Regions from separate parts of the Homo sapiens genome. Here region 2 is linked to region 1. Evidence: read pairs that join two places in POLR2A ChIA-PET (ENCODE). Cell type or tissue: HepG2. All regions are shown on one strand.

The links. Peaks named below come from ENCODE experiments on the same cell type or tissue, not always from the same donor. Only the 100,000 strongest peaks of a DNase experiment are listed, where the experiment ranks them.
Region 2: POLR2A ChIA-PET joins it to region 1 with 9 read pairs; 2 of 35 experiments call an interaction of 5 or more read pairs at or near these places.

The regions. Positions count from the first base shown.
Region 1 is chr14:35,655,533-35,660,532 of GRCh38, forward strand. It overlaps RALGAPA1 (Ral GTPase activating protein catalytic subunit alpha 1), which reads right to left. Exons shown (of 42, transcript NM_001346249.2): 28 at 3,606-3,664; 29 at 275-383. Among named protein-coding and RNA genes, the nearest start is that of SNORA101B, 100 kb to the right of the region's middle. In HepG2, no CTCF peak of the experiment used is centred here; a DNase peak (open chromatin) is centred at 2,039.
Region 2 is chr14:35,471,980-35,476,979 of GRCh38, forward strand. LOC107984681 (a long non-coding RNA gene) reads left to right here and starts at 3,029. Exons shown (of 2, transcript XR_001750713.2): 1 at 3,029-3,150. It overlaps LOC105370450 (a long non-coding RNA gene), which reads right to left. Exons shown (of 3, transcript XR_943749.3): 3 at 3,943-4,446. In HepG2, no CTCF peak of the experiment used is centred here; no DNase peak of the experiment used is centred here.

The DNA of each region.
Region 1 (5,000 bases):
ATGGTGGGTTTCCTTTTTTAGATGTCTACCATATATAGTTTAGGGACAAAGCTAAAATACATAAAAAGTTGAGATAAAAATGGGTCACCATAAAGATACCCTAAATTCAAGAAACAGAACAATTTTTAAGGAATGAGTCAGGATCAAGAAAATAATAGAATAATAAAGTAATGAAAACATTTACTAAATGTTACACAAGATACCATTAATATTTGGAGAAAAAAATATGCATTCTCTCCTATCTTAATATATTTCACTAAACAGTTTTCTTTACCTTTAAGGAAACACAAATCACATTCAGAGCTTCCTTAATTTGAGGATGATGAGACTCATGGACTAGTTCTTCACAAATCCAAATACCTAAACTACAAAGTGCTACACATCTGCAAAAAAGGCAAACAACAACGGTTACATAAAATGAAACCACCACCACAAACATGACCCACAATCAACTGACACAGAATGAACATGCACTATTTTAAATGAATTAATGAATTTGTTACTCTATACATTAACTGGTAACCAAAGAAGAGAAAGTATGAAGAAAGCAGAATCCCAAAACTTCTGAGCCTAATTTTCTATTATAATTTACTAAGAAGACTACAGGCTGGGATACCACACAACATGTTTTTTAAAAATCCATGTTAGTCTGTTAGACTGACATTGCTATCAAGCTTCCTAAACAAAATGTAACCTGCTTTCAAAATGGAAAGTGTAATTTTATTGACTGATAACAGCAAAATGAACTTAAGTAAAAACATGAAGCTGATGGAATATGTTAAATATTTTTCTATCTTTTAAATTTAACACACCTAGCTACAAATTGTTTTAAAACAAATTGAGAACATAAAATTTATGTAACTTATTTTAAAATCCAACAGAAACAGAACTTGTAGAATTTTTATCCTGTTCCCCAATGTATTGCAAAGCTTCATTTCTGTAGCAATATAATTTCAGCTGGGTGTCAGCTTGAAGAGAGTTATTTTATGATTAGAATCAGTAAGGATTCTATTAGTGTGTTCAAGTTTAAGCTTCTGATAAAATGTATAATGGTTCTAAGTATCAAAACAGTCACCTTCTTCTAGTATCCTGTTATATATGCCATGTCCCGATACTGATATTCTTAATTTTAGTGGAATGCTAAACTTCAGAAAAATTCAATGCAGATTCTTCTTCCTTAACACAGCAGATCAGAAGGTCTTAAGTCTCTTCTTTCAGTCTAGAGTGTTAAGGCTACCAAACTGTTTACTATGAAAATTACCTGAAAGTCTTCTAGATGAACTCTACTACTTTATTTTTTCCCTATTGTTGTTCACCCATAAATCCTAGGTAATATTTGTAGCACTAAATAACCAAGCTTCGGGTTTAGCTATGGAAACATCTATAATCCTAAAGCAACAATAAACTCTCAAGTGAAGCAAAGCTCTCCGTGGATGCAGCTAACTAAAGGCAGAGACTTAGAACACAAATGCTGAACAATTTTTATTGTAGCAAGAGGAGATAAGAAAGGATATATATATTTTTTTCTTGCATGTAGAGTTTCCTACACCCCCCCTCCACAAGATGTCAAAATAATCTAGATTATTCCCAGCATATAGCTCAACTCTCTGCTCCTGTGCAGACTGGGGGTATTAAGTTTCTTTTTTCTTTTTCTTTTTTCTTTTTTTTTTTTGAGACAGAGTCTCACTCTGTCTTGCCCAGGCTGGAGTGCAGTGGCGCGATCTCGGCTCACTGCAACCTCCACCTCCTCGGTTCAAGCAATTCTCCTGCCTCAGCTTCCTGAGTAGCTGGGACTACAGGGGCACGCTACGACACCTGGCTAATTTTTTGTATTTTTAGTAGAGACGTGGTTTCACCATGTTGGCCAGGCTGGTCTCGAACTCCTGACCTCAGGTGATCCACTCTCCTCGGCCTCCCAAAGTGCTGGGATTCCAGGCACGAGCCACCACGCCTGGCCTGGGAGTATGTTTCTAAAAAAACATATACTAAAAAGGTATAGAAAAACAAGTTGAGACAATGCTTATATTCAACTTCTGGGGTTTTTCCATATTCTCCATAACACAAGCTGTTGTGTTAATGATTTCCAGGTCTACCTCTAGACAGCTACGTTTTAGGCTTCCACATTCTTCCACTTGAGAAGCAACATATATATATATATTTTTTTTTTTTTTTGGTAAAAAAAAGCAAAAGATCTACAGTCTTAAGCACTAAGGTCAAACTTGGTATTGCCACTTATTAATTGTGCATCTAAAAAGCCTCTGAAGACAAACTGCCAGGGTTCTGTCATATCTAGATGACAGGGCAGATTATTGAAATTCCCTGGGTTCTAGTTTTCTTTTCTATTAAAAGGTGGATGAAAATTATACCTGTCTCATAGAGGTATCACAAAATTCAATGAGATAATAAATATAAGGCACTTAGAACAGTGCCTAGCAAGCACATACAAAGGGCTTTAAAAATGTTAGCTAGCTTGCCTACATCCCCCGTCCCACCAGCTATGCATTATCAGAGACTTACTGTTAACTTTCTAAGCATCAGTATCTGGCTAGCAAAACTGGAAGAAGAGGGTGATTCTATTAAACTCTCAAAATCGTGATGAGAATTAAATGAAACAATATTATACGAAAATCCTTGTAAACTTAATTGGGATTAGCGTAAAAGAACAATTTTCTCAAATATATTTGTTTTTAGTTAGCTTGGCTATTGAGAAAAATATACAATTAAATTTTTAAAAACTGGAGCTATGTCTTAATTTAAACAAATGGTTCACTGTACATTATTTTCATTTGCTGGAAAAAGATTTAAATTAGAATAAGAATCCAAATAGTCAAAGCCATGATCTGTAACTTTTGAACTTTGGGTCAAAAAATGTGTAGATGATTGGAAAACAGGAGCTTTGCAGAGATGTAGATCTGAGGAGTAGTAGCACAGACCAATATTGTAGCAAATGACGTACTATTAGAATTAGCATCAAGAATATAAAATATGACTTAATGTTATTTTGGGGAAGAGAAGAAACATGGTGTGCTACTAGCAACCTGCTAATTAAAATCTCAATCTTTTTTTGGAAAGGTTTTGTAAAACAGAGAAAATGTCAGCTTTTATTTCTTAAGACATTTAGAAAAAAATCTAAAACTATGACATATTCTATTTTTAAAAATCTTGATCAAATATTTATAAATATTAAAATATACTATTTTCTTAGATATATTACTTTCTATAATAAAATATTTTATTTTAATTCAATTTAACAAAAATTCATTGGGTACCTGCTACTGCATTTCAAGGTACTGCATAAAAGACATTGACAAATATAACTGAACAATAAACAAAATGTACTTAAATAAAATAAAATTAAAACAAATCATTTTAGAGATAAAGAGTGAAGTTACTGAAAAAGGTGACTAGGATTCTGTTTATGAAGAAAGGTTAGTATTTAAATCATGAAAAAAAGTAAGAATACTTAATTATTCAAGTAACTTAAAATTGTAATTCAGAATGGCTTTTATGTATCTAAAACAATCTGGGCTGCTATAAAAATTCAGTCAACTTCTAAACTTCCAAACACAAAATAGTTATACTCAGTCTAAGAATATCCGACCTACCGTGCAGGACCAGAGGGCTCATCTCTTGCCGAGCTTAATACAGTTTTGATTATAAGTTCCTAAAATAAGGGGGAAATAGTTAACGGCAATGACTGAGATTTCACTCATTCATTCTACAAATATTTATTAAGTGGTTATTAAAGCAGTCTTTGTTCTCATGTATGTACTTTCAATAAAGAGACCAATATTATTTATAAAAGTAGCTAAATAAATAAAAGTTTCTGAAATTTATAGCCAAAAGCATACGTTCAAAAAATAACATTTCTTCCTGATTAGAAGAGTGATAAAGGCAGGTAATTAAAGTAGAATTAATAGCTCATAGGTATGAAGATTTTTAAGATTTTGAGAAATATCATTAAAAGTCAGAACCAGATGGCTTCACCAGTGAATTCTACAAAATATTTCAAATAAAGAATTTAAGAAGAATCTTTCTCAAACATTTCCAAAATATTGAAGATGAGTGAATACTTCAAAACTCATTTTAAGAGGCCAGCACTACCCTGACATCAAAGTCAGACAAAGGCATTACCAGAAAAAAAAAATTAATTACAGGCCAATATCCTTGATGAATATAGATGCAAAAATCCTCAATAAAATACTAACAAACCAAATTCATCAGCACATTAAAAAGGTCACATGCCATAATTAAGTAGGATTTATCACTGTGATGCAAGGATGGTTCAACATATAGAAAGCAATAAAACTAATACATCATATTAACAGAACAAAGGATAAAAATCTTAATAGGTGAAGAAAAAGCACTTAAGTAGAATACATAGCTCAAAGGTATGAATATCCTTTCATAATAAAATATAAAATTTTTTTGCATGAAAAATACGACATCCTTTCATGATAAAAACTCAACAAATGAGGTTGTAACTCAACAAATGAAGTTGTATCGAAACATAACAAGCCCATAGATAACATCATAATCAACAGCGAAAAGCTGAAAGGTTTTACTTTAAGATTAGGAACAAGATAAAGATGCTCACTCTCGCCACTTCTATTCAACATAGTATTGGAAGTCCTAGCCAGAGCAATTAGGCAGAAAAAAGAAAAGGCATCCATTCTTCCTTTTACAACTGTCTCTGTCTACTGATGACATAATCTAATATATAAAAAACCCTACAGACTCCACCAAAAAACTGTTAGAACTAATAAAGTCAGTAGAGTAGCAGGAAACAAAACATACAAAAATCAGTTGTGTTTCTATACACTAACAGTGAACTATCTGAAAAAGAAACTAAGAAAATAATCCGATTTAACAATAGCATCGAAAACATCAAAATACTTAGGAATACGTATAACAAAAGAGGTAAAAGACCTGTACGCGGAAAACTATAAAACACTGAGGAAAGAAACAGAAAAAGACAGAAATAAATAGAAACATATCTG
Region 2 (5,000 bases), 180 kb before region 1:
GGATTCAAGTATAGTAAATGATGATGATCTATTGTCTGTCTTTGTCGAGCACCATGGACGGAGTAATTTGTCAGCTCAGCTTTTGTGTGACTATTTAATAGCAAAGAGGGAGAGAGAAAAGACGCTAATCTTCTAATTGGCATCTATAGAGAAGGTCTAGGAGAATACTGCCTGTATGGAAATAGCCAGTGTAATTCCTATGCCTAAGGAAAGCAAATGCAGACTCTATGTATCTTTTATATAATTAATTGTGCCTTCTATTGAACAGAAGTTGGGGATGAGGATAAAGAAAAAACGGCAATAGAACAGTCTTAAGAGATCATAAGGTAACATTTATTAACTTATAACATTTATTAACTTAGATATGAGGCTTTTTCAACTATAGTGACTTGCCAAAAAAGTGGGCAAAAGAAAAAAAAATAACTTCTTTTGGTTAAAAAATAGTTGCTCAGATGGACCAAAATAACAATGTATAAAATAAAAAGCCAGCATCATCGTCAGTACCACCACTAGCAACACAGAATGCCCTGATGTTATGATGGTAAAAAATTTAATACATCAATAAATCAATAAATAAATTCAAAACAGATGTTTTCAATGAAAATAATTTGATGATTAGTCCTGTCAAGTCTACCATAAAAACTTCGTCAAATGGCTATACCTTGGTGAGAATGATGTGTGAAATTGCTCTTTCCCTTTTTCTCCCTCTCCCTTTGTATCTTTAAAAATTTTTGGCCGTGCATGGTGGCTCACACCTGCAATCCCAACACTTTGGGAAGCCGAGGCAGGTAGACTGCTTGAGCTCAGGAATTCAAGAGCAGCCTGGGCAACATGGTGAAACCCCTCTCTACAAAAATTTCAAAAAATTAGCCAGGTGTTGTTGTGGTGTGCACCTGTAGTCCCAGCTACCCAAGAGGCTGAGGTGGGAGGATCACTTGAGCCTGGGGGATTGAGGCTGCAGTGAGCTGTGATCATGCCACAGGGCTCCAGTCTGGGCGACAAAAACAAACAAAAAACAAAAAACCCGTCTCAAAAAATTTTTTTCTTCTGCACTCTTTTCTATATTTTAGGTTCTAGGTAGTTTACTGGTTGGTGGAAATGAAAAGGACAAGGTCTCACTGGGAGAAAATATTTGCAATGTATACAACCAACAAATAATTAGTATATGCACAGTATATAGAGAAAGACTACTGATCAACCTTAGAGAGAAATTGGTGAAGAATAAAAACAGGCAGTTGACAGAAGAGGAAATCCAATAGGGTCCATGAACATATGAATAGATGTTCAATATAACTAATAATCAGGACAATTTAAGTCAAAAGAATAAGATGTCATCCTCGCCCATCGGATTAGCCAAAATTTAAAAAATGGACTAGATCACATGGGGACTTAAATATGAGTGGGAGTAAAAATCAGACAACCATTTTAGAATGCAATTTGTCAATATCAAGTAATTCATTTTCAATTTATCAGTATGTATAGCAATTCTACTTCTTCAACAATATCCCAAAGAAACCCTTGCACATGTGCACAGAGATATCTAGAAGAATATTCATTACAGCATTGTTTATAATAGTGAAAAATGAAAACTACCTACATATTCACCAGGGATGTGTTCATACTATAGAATGCTATATAGCAGTTTGAATGAATACATGAATGATTATTACCAACATGGATAAGCCTTAAAGCTCAGAGTAAGTTAAGAAAATTTAGCAAATTTAAGAATATTCAGGGTATGCCACTACTAAAATAGTTTTAAAGCATATGCAAAACAATAAAATGCATATATATTAATATATGGATACATACATATGTGATAAGACTGTAAAAACATGCATGGGAATGACATAACACCAAATCCTGGATAGTAGTGATTATCTCTGAGAAGGGAAGGAAGAAAATGAATTTGGAAGGTTTCAACAGTATTTCTAGTGTTTCATTTTTAAAAAATGCAATAAATGTAACAAAATGTTAAGATTTGGTAATGCTGGATGATAAGTCTTTGTTACATTATTCTCTATGTTTTTATTTTTTATTCTCTATTTTTGAGAATATTTTGAAATAGTTCATAGTTTCAAAAGTGGAAAAATGCACAAGGTAAGGAAAAAACATATGGTTTCTAATTTCCAGGTGCTACTATTGTGTCAGGTGAATAGACAATTCACAAATAGCTGTAATGTAGTTTGATAAGTGTTTCAATGTGGCCACAAAGTGCTATATGTAGATATAGATTCACACACACACACTCTTTAAGATATATATATGTGTGCTGTTAAGACATATGACCAAATTCTTTTGGTATCAAGTAGTTGAACCAAAAAATATAATTGACTTTTAAATGTCTTTTCAAATTCAGACAGAAAAAATGTGGTGGTAGCGGCAGTAGTAGCAGTAGTGTAGTAGTTTCTTCTTCTTCTTCTTCTTCTTCTTTCTTCTTCTTCTTCCTCCTCCTCCTCCTTCTTCTTTCTTCTTCCTCCTCCTCCTCATTCTTCTTTCTTCTTCTCCTTCTCCTTCTTCCTCTTCCTCCTCTTCTTCTTCTTCCTCCTCTTCCTCCTTTTCCTCTTCTTCCTCTTCCTTCCTCTTCTTCCTCTTACCTCCTCTTCCCTCCTTCTCCTTCCCCCTCCTCCTCCTCCTTCTTCTTTTGGCAAAAGGGCAAAGATTAGGCTGTAGTTTCTAAGAACAGCATTAAAATCTCTAACTTTATGCCTTTCATGAATTTGAGAAGCTAATTTATTTGGCCTCAAATAGTTAAAAAAAAAAGGTAGTTGGTGGGGTGGGGGTGGAATGGGGTTTTGATAGAGAATCTTTTAAGGTCTTTTCCAGTTTGAAAAATTTAAGATTCTATTTTTTTTCCTGAAACATTAACCCCAATTTATATGAACAAGATTTTCCAAGATTTTTCCCCAAGTTAGTAATAAAAATACATTTATTCATGAAATATTATAGTTGTTATCAAAAGGCAAAGAAAAACTTTTATGAAATTAGAAGCAAACCATTCTTTTTTTTTTTTTCTTTTTTTTTTGAGATGCAGTCTTGCTCCATCACCCAGGCTGAAGTGCAGTGGCAAGATCTTGGCTCACTGAAACCGCCATCTCCCAGGTTCAAGCAATTCTTCTGCCTCAGCCTCCCGAGTAGCTGGGATTACAGGTGCGTACCACCATGCCTGGCTAATTTTTGTATTTTTACTAGAGACAGGGTTTCACCATGTTGGCCAGGCTGGTCTCAAACTCCTGATCTCAGGTGACCCGCCCACCTCACCCTCCCAAAGTGCTGGGATTACAGGCGTGAGCCACTGCACCCAGACTCTTTTTTTTTTGAGATGAAGTTTCGCTCTTGTTGCCCAGGCTGGAGTGCAATGGTGCGATCTTGGCTCACTGCAACCTCTCTCTCCTGGGTTCAAGAGATTCTCCTACCTCAGCCTTCCGAGTAGCTGAGATTACAGGTGCCCGCCACCATGCCTGGCTAATTTTTGCATATTTAGTAGAGATGGGGTTTCACCATGTTGACCAGGCTGGTCTTGAACTTCTGACCTCAGGTGATCCACCCGCCTCAGCCTCCCAAAGTGCTTGGATTACAGGCGTGAGCCACCGTGCCCAGCTTTTTTTATTAAAATTTTTTTTTTTTAGAGACAGAGTTTCACCCTGTCACCTGGGCTGGAGTGCAGTGGGGAGATCATAGCTCACTGTAACCTTTAACTCCTAGGCCCAAGTGATCCTCCTGCCTCAGCCTCCCAAGTAGGACCACTACTCCTGGCTAATTTAAAAAAAAAATTTGTAGAGATAGAGTCTTGCTCTGTTGTCCAGGCTGGTCTTGAACTCCTGACCTCAATTGATCCTCCTGTCTCAGCCTCTCAAAGTGCTGGGCTTATGGGCATGAGCCACTGTGCCAAGCCATTCTTGATGGGAAGCTAAAAGAAACAGCTAATTTGTTGTGATTAGATTTTGAGAAGGAGATCTAGAGATTCAGAGAATATATATATTCTTTATTCAAAGTACATGGAGAGAGCTGGAGAGAGATGCATCAGATTTTAGACTATGAGATCTGCAGATATAAATTTGTATAATTGGGACTTCTGAGATAGGTAGAAATATTTTAGCTTATATGTTACATTTCTGAACCTAACAGGATTCTACATCAAGGATGATTATTTTTAGATCAGGCAATGAGCTGAACTTCTTTGGTCCCACATGCTGAGCTGCAAATATACTCCCTAGTGACTTTTTATCACTTAAGGTATTCTGCAAAGTATTCTCTAATCTTCCTAAAAATACTAATCCTGAGTACAACATGAAGGGACCAGAAAGCAAAAATGTATCTGTTTGTCAACAATGTAATAATTATTGTCTCTGCTCCTTGATAATAATCTGGCTGGTAATAAACCTTTGATGGCCTCTGATCCTGGCCCTTCAGGATGTTGATTTCTGGTTGGAAAAGTTAATTCTCCTGGAGGATAACAAGATAGAAAAAGACAGTCTTCTATTTACATTCCTCTGGCAGCCAGGTTTAAACATTAAGGTATAAAACCTCCCAAATCTCCTCAAACTGTGTTTGTTTTTGTTTGCTACAGCCTAAAAAGGAATCCTTCCTTTTTTCTTTTATTTCAGAAGCCTTTTCCATTTTGGTTGGTATGGATTATAATGTTAAGAAAGTACTGCGGATTATTTGGGTTTAGTTGGAAGAAGAGACTATTTTCCATCTATTTCTTTCTTTAATCTCTTGTTTTTTTGGCTCTTATCCTCACCACTCTACAGAAAATATTCTAAAATTAACTGCTCCTGGCTAAACCTAATAGTCTTTTTTTTCCCCTTGGCACAGTTTTTTTTTCCTTTTTATTTTGAAATAATTATAGATTCATAGGAAGTCATGAAAATTAGTAGAGACAGATCCTGTACACCCCTCCCCCAGTTTCTCCCAATAGTAACATCTTACATAATAAAATCTTATATCATCTTATATAAAGAAATTGAGATTTTACCAGTTTTACATGCATTCATTTG